Linked DNA regions of Homo sapiens: regions 2, 3 and 4 are each linked to region 1. The links are chromatin loops, found by intact Hi-C in ENCODE. Cell type or tissue: Calu3. All regions are shown on one strand. Region 1 overlaps LOC105375168 (a long non-coding RNA gene). Region 2 overlaps CRPPA (CDP-L-ribitol pyrophosphorylase A). Region 3 overlaps LRRC72 (leucine rich repeat containing 72). Region 4 overlaps BZW2 (basic leucine zipper and W2 domains 2).

Region 1 (2,500 bases):
TCACATGGGGTTGGCTAAGGTAGTTCAAATGAAGCTAAAGGAGGATCCAAAATGGACTCCTTTATAGGTTGGGGTCCTTGGTGTTGGATATTGCCTGGGGCACCTTAGTTCTCTTCCACATGGTATTTTTCTCCAGCAGGATAGCCTGATCTTCTTTATATAGTGAATGGTTTCTTTAAAAAACAAACAAACAGATTCTGCCAACGCCTCTTAAATTTCATGCCCCAAACTAGCACAGTGTCAAATCTGTGTCATTCTGTTGGTCAAAGGAAGTCACAAGTCCAGACAGAATTCAAGAAGAGGGAAAGTAGCTGCACATCATGATGAAAGGAATTTTTACAGAAAATGAAGGAATTATTAATGGCCATCTTTGCAGACAATCTTCAACAGGCATTGAGGTGGTTAATTTTATGTGTCAACTTCACTAAGCACAGGATGCTCAGATAGCTGGGTGAGCATTATTTCTGGGTGTGTCTGTGAGGGTGTTTCCAGAAGAGATTAGCATTTGAATTTGTAAGCTGAGTAAAGCAGATAGTCCTCTCCAATATCGTGGGCATCATCTAATGTGTGGAGGGCTTGAATAGAACAAAAAAGTGGAAGAAGGTTGAATTGCCTCTCTGTTTGACAGCTTAAGTTTTACATTAATCTTCTCCTAACATAGGTCCTCCTGATTCTCAGGCCTTCAGACACAGACTGGAATCTAAAGCATTGGCTCTCGGGCTATCCACCCTTCAGACTACAGGACCAGCTTTCCTGGGTCTCCAGTTTGCAATCAACCTACCCTGGGACTTTTCAGCCTCCATAATTGCCTGAGCCAATACTTTATAATAAATATATATCTTCTTATTGGTGCAGTTTCTCTAGAGAACCCTGACTAACATAGGCACCAAACATCCATTTTAATAATCCACTTGTCTTTAGATCACAGCAATATCTACTCAAGAGGTACAGACTCCATTGATTTCTGGCCACAGGAGGGCAGAAGAGTCAATAGGTTATTATTTGGCCTTCCAGGAGAGGGAGATGTCAAAGAAATTCAGAGTGATCTGTATGGCTGTATCTGCTCTTTGGGATCATTTATTTCTACAGGCTGTTCACTTTTAAGGTACCAATAGCTGTCAAAAACCCTCCTTTGCCATCATAAAATCCCAAAACTAGGGTTGAAATATTGGCAAAGAGAGTATATGTTTAAGAAATTGTTTCTGATACGGATGACCCTGCTTTTATATATCCCAAGTGATATACAAAGAACTGATTTTCAAGATGTGACAACATTTAGGTCTCACTTATAAGTGAAGCTCTCCTTAGGACCATACTGTATGGATTAACACTTTATTATTAGAAGGAGAAATGGTAGCAGTGAGAAATTCTTCATATTTGTAATTTTTTCCATTTTTAATTTCAACCACACATATTAAATGTAACTTTAATCAGAGTTAAAACCATGTCACATGATGATCTTAATTTACAAGTCAACAAAACTACAAATATGAAGAAATATTTGCAATAACAGATTAAAAGCAATTAATTTCTTTGAAAGTCAATGAAAAAAATTTTTTTTTCTTTTTTGGAGATGGAATCTCACTCTGTTGCCCAGGCTGGAGTGCAGTGGTGCGATCTCAGCTCACTGCAACCTCCACCTCCCGGGTTCAAGCGATTCTCCTGCCTCAGCCTCCTGAGTAGCTGGGATTACAGGCACACACCACAATGCCTGACTAATTTTTTGTATTTGTAGTAGAGACGGGGTTTCACCGTGTTAGCCAGGATGGTCTCCATCTCCTGACCTCGTGATCCACCCACCTCAGCCTCCTAAAGTGCTGGGATTACGGGCATGAGCTACCACACCCAGCCCCAATGAACAATAGAAGGTGATTTTTATTACCTCAAAGCTGAAAGTTATAAGCTCTGAGTATTATAATTTTTTGTGGCCATCTACTTTAAGAGAGAGAAATGTCTACAAAATGATATGAGCTTTTTTTCCTCTACCTACAGTTGTATACTGAGCAAAGCAGGAATTTCTGAACATTAAAACTACGCTATGTTGGAAAGGGAGCCAAAAAGCTCGATATCTACTAGAGATGTACAAACTTTCTTTAACAGAAGTCACCTGCTTATCAGTTTTTGATAAATAACCCACTGGCAGTAACAATAGGAGAAAAACAATGTATTTTGCCTAATGTTCTATCATGTGGACATGGTGTCCCACTTCAACGACTTGTTTATCTGAGTTAGACCTCTCATTTGAAATCATGGGTGCCATATTTGAACTGTTAATTGCTTCTTCATATCTTGGGACTGGAACTGGATTAAGAGTCCTATCTTATAGGAGACTTCTCCCTGCTTACAAATCCTCTGAAGAGCATAAGTAAATGTGTCGGCCAGAAATAATGGAAGAAACCATCAACAAATGGGGGGAAATCAGATAGAGTCATGGTGTCACTTTCACTTTTGCCATTGCCTGCTGTATTCCAGCTTCTGATTCCACTGCAAATGGAAGCAA
Region 2 (2,500 bases), 320 kb before region 1:
TAAAAAAATCACAAAAAGTAGATAAATTGTAAGGAAACTGAAATACTAAGTAGAGACAATCTTAAAGCAACTAGAAGGAATACATCAAAACAGACCAACAATTAGCCTGGCAGCGTCTCTCCCAAAAATAATGGTAGCAAGAACACAAGGACAGTATTTTTAAAGTGCTAAAATCAACAGCAAAAACTACACCCCCCTCAACAAAGCTATCAAACTAGAATGTTTACAACACTCCCCCCTCCACACACCAACATTATTTTTCAAGATTAGAAATAAAATACTGCCTCCTTCAAATAAAATATGAAAGTATATCCTTAAAATCCCTTCTTACACTAAAGTCTGTAACTCACATGGAAGGAAAATAATCTCTGAATCAAGGTCTAAAGAGCAGGAAGGCATGGAAAATTTAAAAATGATTTTAAAATAAGTACATAAATCTAAACACAGTAGTCTCTAGAAAATTATAAATAAGTAACATCTAAATATAAAGGATATTTAAAAGAACAAAATCAAAATACTGGGTAAGAACAGTAGCATAAAAGTTAGGAGGTAACTGATCAAACTTGAAATGCTCTAAGATTCATAAAAGTGTTGGGAAAGTAAAATACTGACTTCAGATTTTCAAATAAATGGGCAAAGAAAAATTTTAAGAGACTGCTTAATGTATAAAAATAGGATGTGAAACTTCTAACAAGCAGAGAGAAATTGGAGTAAAAACAAAGGGGATCTCAGGTGGCTAAAGCAAATGGAGACTCTGAATACTTTCTCCAAAAATAGTACTGAACGAGATCAAAGTAGACACGCACACATACACACACACACACACACACACCTTTGATACCATTTAAGACAAAAAAAAATCCCCAAACTTCAAAGTAACTGCAAGTTAAAGAAAATAAGAGAAAACCAGCAAATCTCAATAAGCAATTTCTCCTTCTCCTGTTCTGCCATAAATGTTTGTGTGGCAACTAAGGGCAAACTGAAAAAATATGAAAAGAAAGAAGGGAGCTACTGATGAGTATAAAGTTTATTTAAAATCACCACCAAAAACAGTAATTCTGACTTAAATGTGAAAATACTAAAACGTGTGAATAACCAGCAAGACTTCAAGGAAGGGACTTAAAATTATGCTTGATTTGGCAGACTTCTCCTGGGGAAAACACACACACACAACAAGGGAGAAGAAATATTTGGCAACAGAGTAATGAAGAGGAAAAGAAAAAAAATTAGGTTCCTGAAATATGAAAGACAACCAAACAACTGGAGGACACATAACTCCTTTCTCCACCATTAAATAAGATTAACTAAAGAAGCCAGATTCTGCTACAGTGACAGAAGAGAGCAGCATTGAATTAGGTATCGTGTAAACCCTAGTCAAATCCACAAGAAATTAATAAGAGAGAACTTAATAAATGTATAGTTATTACATAAAATAAAATTCAGTTACCTCAGTTAATGACTCCCCTGCTCTCCAAAAAATAATGAGGCAAAAGACTAAGGTAACACTCCAAACTGAATAGCCTTTGACTATCTGACTTTCAAAACTATGTTAATGTTTCACGCACTCCAAAAAAATAATTAGAATCAAGCAGGATGGGGTAGGGATACTCCAAAATCGATTAACAATATGAAATGAACCAAAATGTACTATAAATAAAGAACCAAACTGAAGAGGGTGGCCCTAACTAAATTTGGAAATTAGTATTTTGATTCAATATTCTAAGACAAAGAACTATATATAAAACTATCATACTCATTAGTACTATTGTTTTCTAAGAGATATGGGTTAGCAATTCTGAAAGTATACTATGTGTATGCTATGTTGAGTAAGATATATGTTAGAGAGATGGATTACATATAAGAAAAAGGAGAGCTAGAAAATTCTATGATGTTGGACTGAAAAATCGAGATATCAACAAATGGTTTCTTTTAGCTAGATTATAAATTACATACGAATACACTCAGTTACAAATGTAGAAATAGGTATAGAAGAGTGTTTCTGTGTCTAGAAATAGATATATTTCCTAGTCCTGTTCACTTTGAAAGGGCTTACAAATTGTGACATGCAAGGTGCAATGAGCACCCTTAGTGCTCAGGATCTTGGTTTCTAAATACCAATTTTTAAAAAAAGAAATTTAGGTTTCTTGGAGAAATTGCTCATTTCAAGCCTGAATGAAGAATAAGATGAGTCTGAAATATCCTTTGGTGCCAGAATGTAGGGACACCCTCAAAATCTGATGAGAACATTGTGAAGGACAACATAAGGCAACATGAAGGAGCTCCCATTCACCACATGTGGGAAAACTGGAGCAACAAAATCATGAGAGTATGGAACAGAATCCATAAAATAAGACTAATACTAATGAGTTCATTCAGATAGATTAGATAGATAGAAAGGGAAAAAGAGCAGAAAGACATAGATGGCACAAAAGGTAAAGATCTTTATTGGAAAATTCCAATTAATACATTTGGAAAGAATGATGGGAATAAAAAACCACTA
Region 3 (2,500 bases), 130 kb after region 1:
TTCAGTTTTCTGATTTCGTGTCATTCAGTTTTTACTTTAGGATGAGATGAATGGTCAACCACAAGTCCATAGAGTTTTTAGTATCAATATGTTGCTAATAAGTAATGTAACAGTAGTAAATCCAAGTTTGGTGTTTTATTCAGCTGAAGCTAGTTTTTAAATTTCCATATAGAAGTTACTTAACCAAGGATTAGCAGAAAAACCCAAGAAATGAAATGAAATGGATAGTAATGTCCTCAGAGGGGAAAGAGAAGACGAAGGGTACACCTAGAGAAAACGTCATTGAAAGATGTTGGTATATTTTCCATTAACGTCATATGTAAAGGCAGACTCTACTTCCAGATGCTATAATGTATAACAGGGTTATGAGGTGTCAGATGTGATTCCCCAAGACAGTAACCACAAAGCAGACTTCTGTACTAAAGCATCTGTGACTTTTTCTTCCTTCTGAGTTCTCATTAGAAACAATTGTGTTTTGCTTTTATATCCTTGAAGAGGGTCCTTTTCTTTACTTTCTCTGGCTCGAACTACAATTCATGATCCCAATGGCTCTTTTATTAGTGGTTTAATATACATCTGTTCTATTCCCTGTCCTGCAGTTATAATTATTTGTTACCACTTTAAAATCCTTCTCTTTCAAGAATAAAATTCAGACCATTTTCTGTCATTTAAGAAATCTTGAAAAAAAAAAAGTTTTATTTTTCTTCTCATTTTCTCCATTACTTACATATTTCCTTTCTTTTAAATTTCTTTGTGGCTCCTGGCTCTACATTTTCCTGTATGCCTTTCCTCACTCCTGTAACTTTTGTTTATTATGTACCAGGTGTCTTCCATTGCCTGCTTTATGTCCCTCTAAAGCTCGCGTTTTCCACAGGGAATAGCTATATATAACGCTTTTATTAGCCAGAAAAAGTTGTGTTTATACAACAAATATCAGAATGCTTTATTACTACAGAGAAAACATCCAGATGATTGATTTTTTTTTTTTAGTTTTTATCTAGCTTGTTATCTTTTAAGCATGCACCTACCCCAATCTTCTTTATGTTACAAACTGCTCTTTAGAAATATTAATCAGTTTTTTCCGAGTTTCTAATGCTTACTATTTTCATGCCTTTATCAAACCTGTATTTTATGAATAGTCTACAACAGTACTCTTAAATTTCACATGTACATTAAGTGAGCTTCATTTTATTGAGTGAAGGAGTTGTGCGGTAGCTGGAGCTCTTTCTACTACTGCCATCTAGTGGTTCTCCTTATTAGGTGTATTTTCAGAAGAATTTCCTAGAAATTGCATGTAGGTAGGTGGAATCCGAATAACTAAAGATTACTGGCCAGGTGCGGTGGCTGATGCCTGTATTTTGGGAGGCCAAGGTGGGCGGATCACGAGGTCAGCAGTTCGAGACCAGCCTTGCCAACATGGCGAAACTCCGTCTCTACTAAAAATACAAAAATTAGCCAAGCGTGGTGGCAGGCGCCTGTAATCCCAGCTACTCAGGAGGCTGAATCAGGACAATTGCTTGAACCCGGGAGGCAGAGGTTGCAGTGAGCAAGATCATGCCATTGCGCTCCAGCCTGGCAACAAGAACAAGACTCTGTCAAAAAAAAAAAAAAATGCCCAACTGAAAATCATTAAAGTTTTATTTCACATTGTATTGAAAAAATATGTTTATTATCATCTAGGATGAATAGGGAAAATATCTTTTTTTAAAAATAAAGCCCTCACAACTTCTAGTTGAGGATGTTTAAAAACATAACTATGTGCTGATTCCCAAGGGATATGATGTCAAAAGTGCCAGGGCTGCTTCTGCATCCACATGCCCCCTTCTTCCAACCACTGCATTAGGAAGTGCGGTTTATCACACATCCTAGCACCTGCACACCAGGATCTCAGAACTGCACGTGCCTGGCCAGAGGTAGACAAGATGCAAGAGCCACTTCTGCTCAGCTCTGGTCCTGCTGAGATCTGAAGCTACTATTGACACATTCTGAACTATGAGCAATGGTGTGGAGGAAGTAAGTTCTATTAGAGCCGGGTGTTGTGTCTCTGCCTATCTTCACACATGCACCCTTGTGAACTTGGAGACTGAAAGAAGAGTACCAAGTGATATTTTAATAAAAAGTAGCCTCAAGACTCCAATAGAGCTGATATCTAGTTCTTCATTTACTAACTTATTTATGGACATGTTAAAAATTTCCCTCATTTGTTGCAGACTTGGGTCAATGATTTGATCATAGCCCTTAGCACAGTTCCTAGTGGATAGTAAGCACTTGGTAAATATTTGTTGAATGAATGAATTTAACAGATAGAAAAATTAACTGGTGCTCTAAGTAAAGGTTTAATGGGTCTATTGCTTGATATGGAGAAGAGCTTTACAAGTTCTTATGTTTTATACGAATCTCTTAATTTTTTGTATTTTATAAGTGATAAGTGAAACTGATTTTGAAATCTGACATTTTTATTTTGGATTCTTCATTTGCAGGTCTATACCAAAATCCTTTG
Region 4 (2,500 bases), 250 kb after region 1:
TTTTTTTTTTTTTTTTAATGCTGTCGCCCAGGCTGGAGTGTTGGCTCACTGCAACTTCCGCCTCCTGGAATCAGGCAATTATCTCGAGTAGCCGGGATTACAGGCGTGTGCCGGCACACCCAGCTAATTTTGTAATTTTAGTAGGGATGGGGTTTCCACCATGTTGGCTAGGCTGGTCTCGAACTCCTGACCTCAGGTGATCTGTCCCAAAGTGCTGGGATTACAAGCATGGGCCACCACGCCCGGCCCCATTGTTCTTAAAATAGCAGCTATCTTGGTCTTTCAATATTACCCTTCGTATAGTAAATACAATAAATGTATTAAGTTCACTTCTACCTTGAGAAAAACAGCAGTCACTCCAAAAACGTTAGAAATGGCAAACAATACTTTGTCCTAATATCAGCAAAAATTTTAATGCAAGATGTAGCAATATTATTAATATGTAATAAGTGTTTTCTTTCATTAAACAATGTAACTTTAAAAAACATACCTCTCAAAAGTCTGTAGTTTCAATATCAAACTTTTCAGTTTTATAATTTCTATCAAAAGCAATAGCAATAATTAGCCCAGAGTTTTTAGAAGATCATTATCTAAGTTTGTTCCATATCAGGGGAACCAGCCCCCAATATTTCAACGTGGGTTCTTTTCTGTTTTCCCTAAGTGTTGGCCGGTGTGAGAAATAGAGAAAGAGTACAAAAGTAAGAAATTTTACAGCTGGGTCTCGGGGGGTGACATCACGTGTCGGCCTGAGCTGCAAAACCAGCAAGTTTTTATTAGCGATTTCCAAAGGGGAGACAGTGTACGAATAGAGTGTGGGTCACAGAGATCACATGCTTCAAAGGCAATAAAATATCACAAGGCAGATGGGGGCAGAGCAAGATCACAAGGCCAGGGCGAAATTAGAATTACTGATGAAGGTCCATGTCCCGCTGGGCACACACTGTCATTGATAAATATCTTAACAGGAAACAGGGTTTGAGAGCAGACACAACTGGTCTGACTAGAATTTTGCCAGGCTGGAATTTCCCAATCCTAACAAGCCTGGGGGTGCTGCAGGAGACCAGGGTGTATTTCATCCCTTATCTTCAACTGCGTAAGTATTGATTGGGGAAGTGATAAATGTCCATGAAATCTTCACAATTTATGTTCAGAGATTGCAGTAAAGACAGGCTTAAGAAATTATAAAAGTATTAATTTGGGGAACTAACAAATGTCCATGAAATCTTCACAATTTATGTTCTTCTGCCGTGGCTTCAGCCGGTCCCTCCGTTCAGGTTCCCTGACTTCCCGCAACAGTTCCAGGTGGTTATATTCATTTAAAAGGGCTAATTAAATCTCATGCATAAATTAATTGAGTGAAAATAGACTCTTGAAGGGGCTGACTTCTCCAAAAACTAATTTACTTACTAAACTGTATGCTGAAGTCTGAAGCCCATAGAGGGGATGATAAGCTAAGGAAAGTATAACTTGATTGAATTCTCATTTGCCTATGCCTGCTAAGAAAGGTGGCTATGGGTGGCCCTTTTAATCCAGAGATCTGAAATCACAAGTTAAATCAAGGTGATTATACACTAATACTCAAACAAATAAAGGGAGTGGCTAATGAGTAGAGAGTGTTTGTCTTTTCAGCTTTGACTATTATTGTATCCTTGGTGCCTAGCACAGTAGCTGGTATAAGTATATACACTAGAAACATTTGTTGTGTATATGAAAGATATTAATCTAACTACCCAAACCTTCTACCTTAATTACAACGAAGTAAAATTAGAAAATAAAAATTCCTAATGTTCTCATTCTGCTCTTCTAATCAACTAATGCTTCTAATGGCTACCATTGAAACTTACAGGAGGACCCTTTGAATATGGAAAGTTATTGAAGAAAAAGGCATCTAATCTATTGAGTCCATGGGGAAAAAAAGATGAGAGAGAATAAAATAATTTCTTCTAGCCAACATAGCAGCTGGGCGATCAAATTCAAATAGCAAGCATCGGAGTCCATGCTATTCAACCAGTCATGGGTAACTGGGTTAGCAAAGGAGGGAGCAATTGTAATAGCTACCCAAGTAGAAGGCAAAAAGATTCTATGAGTCAGATCTGGTCAGTTCTGTAGTTGGTGATCTAGGTAGAGTATCTGCAAAATACTTGCAAAATGTTAGCAAGCCTGAAGAAAGAACTATGTCCTGGAGTGGGAAGTGTTTGGAGTTGCATTGAGAATATTTACTGAATATTACTGAATATTTACTGAAAAATTTACTGAATAAATGTTGTTCTTTGCTTCCATGATTAAGAATATACTTTGGAAAGAACCAGACTTATAGTGACAGGATGTAGTGAAGGCAAGGATGTGGAACAAAAATGAAGTACACTATGGTGGGAGTATGAATGAAACAACTAATTTGTATTATATTAGAAACATGAAGTATACAAGGCCAACTACAGTGGCTTACGTCTGTAATCCAAGCACTTTGGGATGCTGAGGCAGGAGGACCACTTGAGCCCAG

Evidence for each region. A loop is a pair of places that touch in the nucleus more often than their neighbours do. Peaks named below come from ENCODE experiments on the same cell type or tissue, not always from the same donor. Only the 100,000 strongest peaks of a DNase experiment are listed, where the experiment ranks them.
Region 2: it touches region 1 in a loop (3-fold over the local background); 28 of 110 quality-filtered maps call a loop at or near these places.
Region 3: it touches region 1 in a loop (7-fold over the local background); 72 of 110 quality-filtered maps call a loop at or near these places.
Region 4: a loop joins it to region 1, with 2.7 times the contacts of the local background. A loop is called at or near these places in 3 of 110 quality-filtered maps.

The regions. Positions count from the first base shown.
Region 1 is chr7:16,431,346-16,433,845 of GRCh38, forward strand. The region is part of intron 2 of LOC105375168 (a long non-coding RNA gene); the gene reads left to right. Among named protein-coding and RNA genes, the nearest start is that of CRPPA, 11 kb to the left of the region's middle. In Calu3, no CTCF peak of the experiment used is centred here; a DNase peak (open chromatin) is centred at 976.
Region 2 is chr7:16,113,486-16,115,985 of GRCh38, forward strand. All of the region lies in intron 9 of CRPPA (CDP-L-ribitol pyrophosphorylase A), which reads right to left. Among named protein-coding and RNA genes, the nearest start is that of CRPPA-AS1, 96 kb to the right of the region's middle. In Calu3, a CTCF peak has its summit at 1,319; a DNase peak (open chromatin) is centred at 1,356.
Region 3 is chr7:16,563,833-16,566,332 of GRCh38, forward strand. LRRC72 (leucine rich repeat containing 72) reads left to right here. Exons shown (of 9, transcript NM_001195280.2): 6 at 2,481-2,500. Among named protein-coding and RNA genes, the nearest start is that of LRRC72, 38 kb to the left of the region's middle. In Calu3, a CTCF peak has its summit at 1,262 (motif pointing left); a DNase peak (open chromatin) is centred at 1,319.
Region 4 is chr7:16,678,097-16,680,596 of GRCh38, forward strand. The region is part of intron 3 of BZW2 (basic leucine zipper and W2 domains 2); the gene reads left to right. Among named protein-coding and RNA genes, the nearest start is that of BZW2, 33 kb to the left of the region's middle. In Calu3, no CTCF peak of the experiment used is centred here; a DNase peak (open chromatin) is centred at 1,005.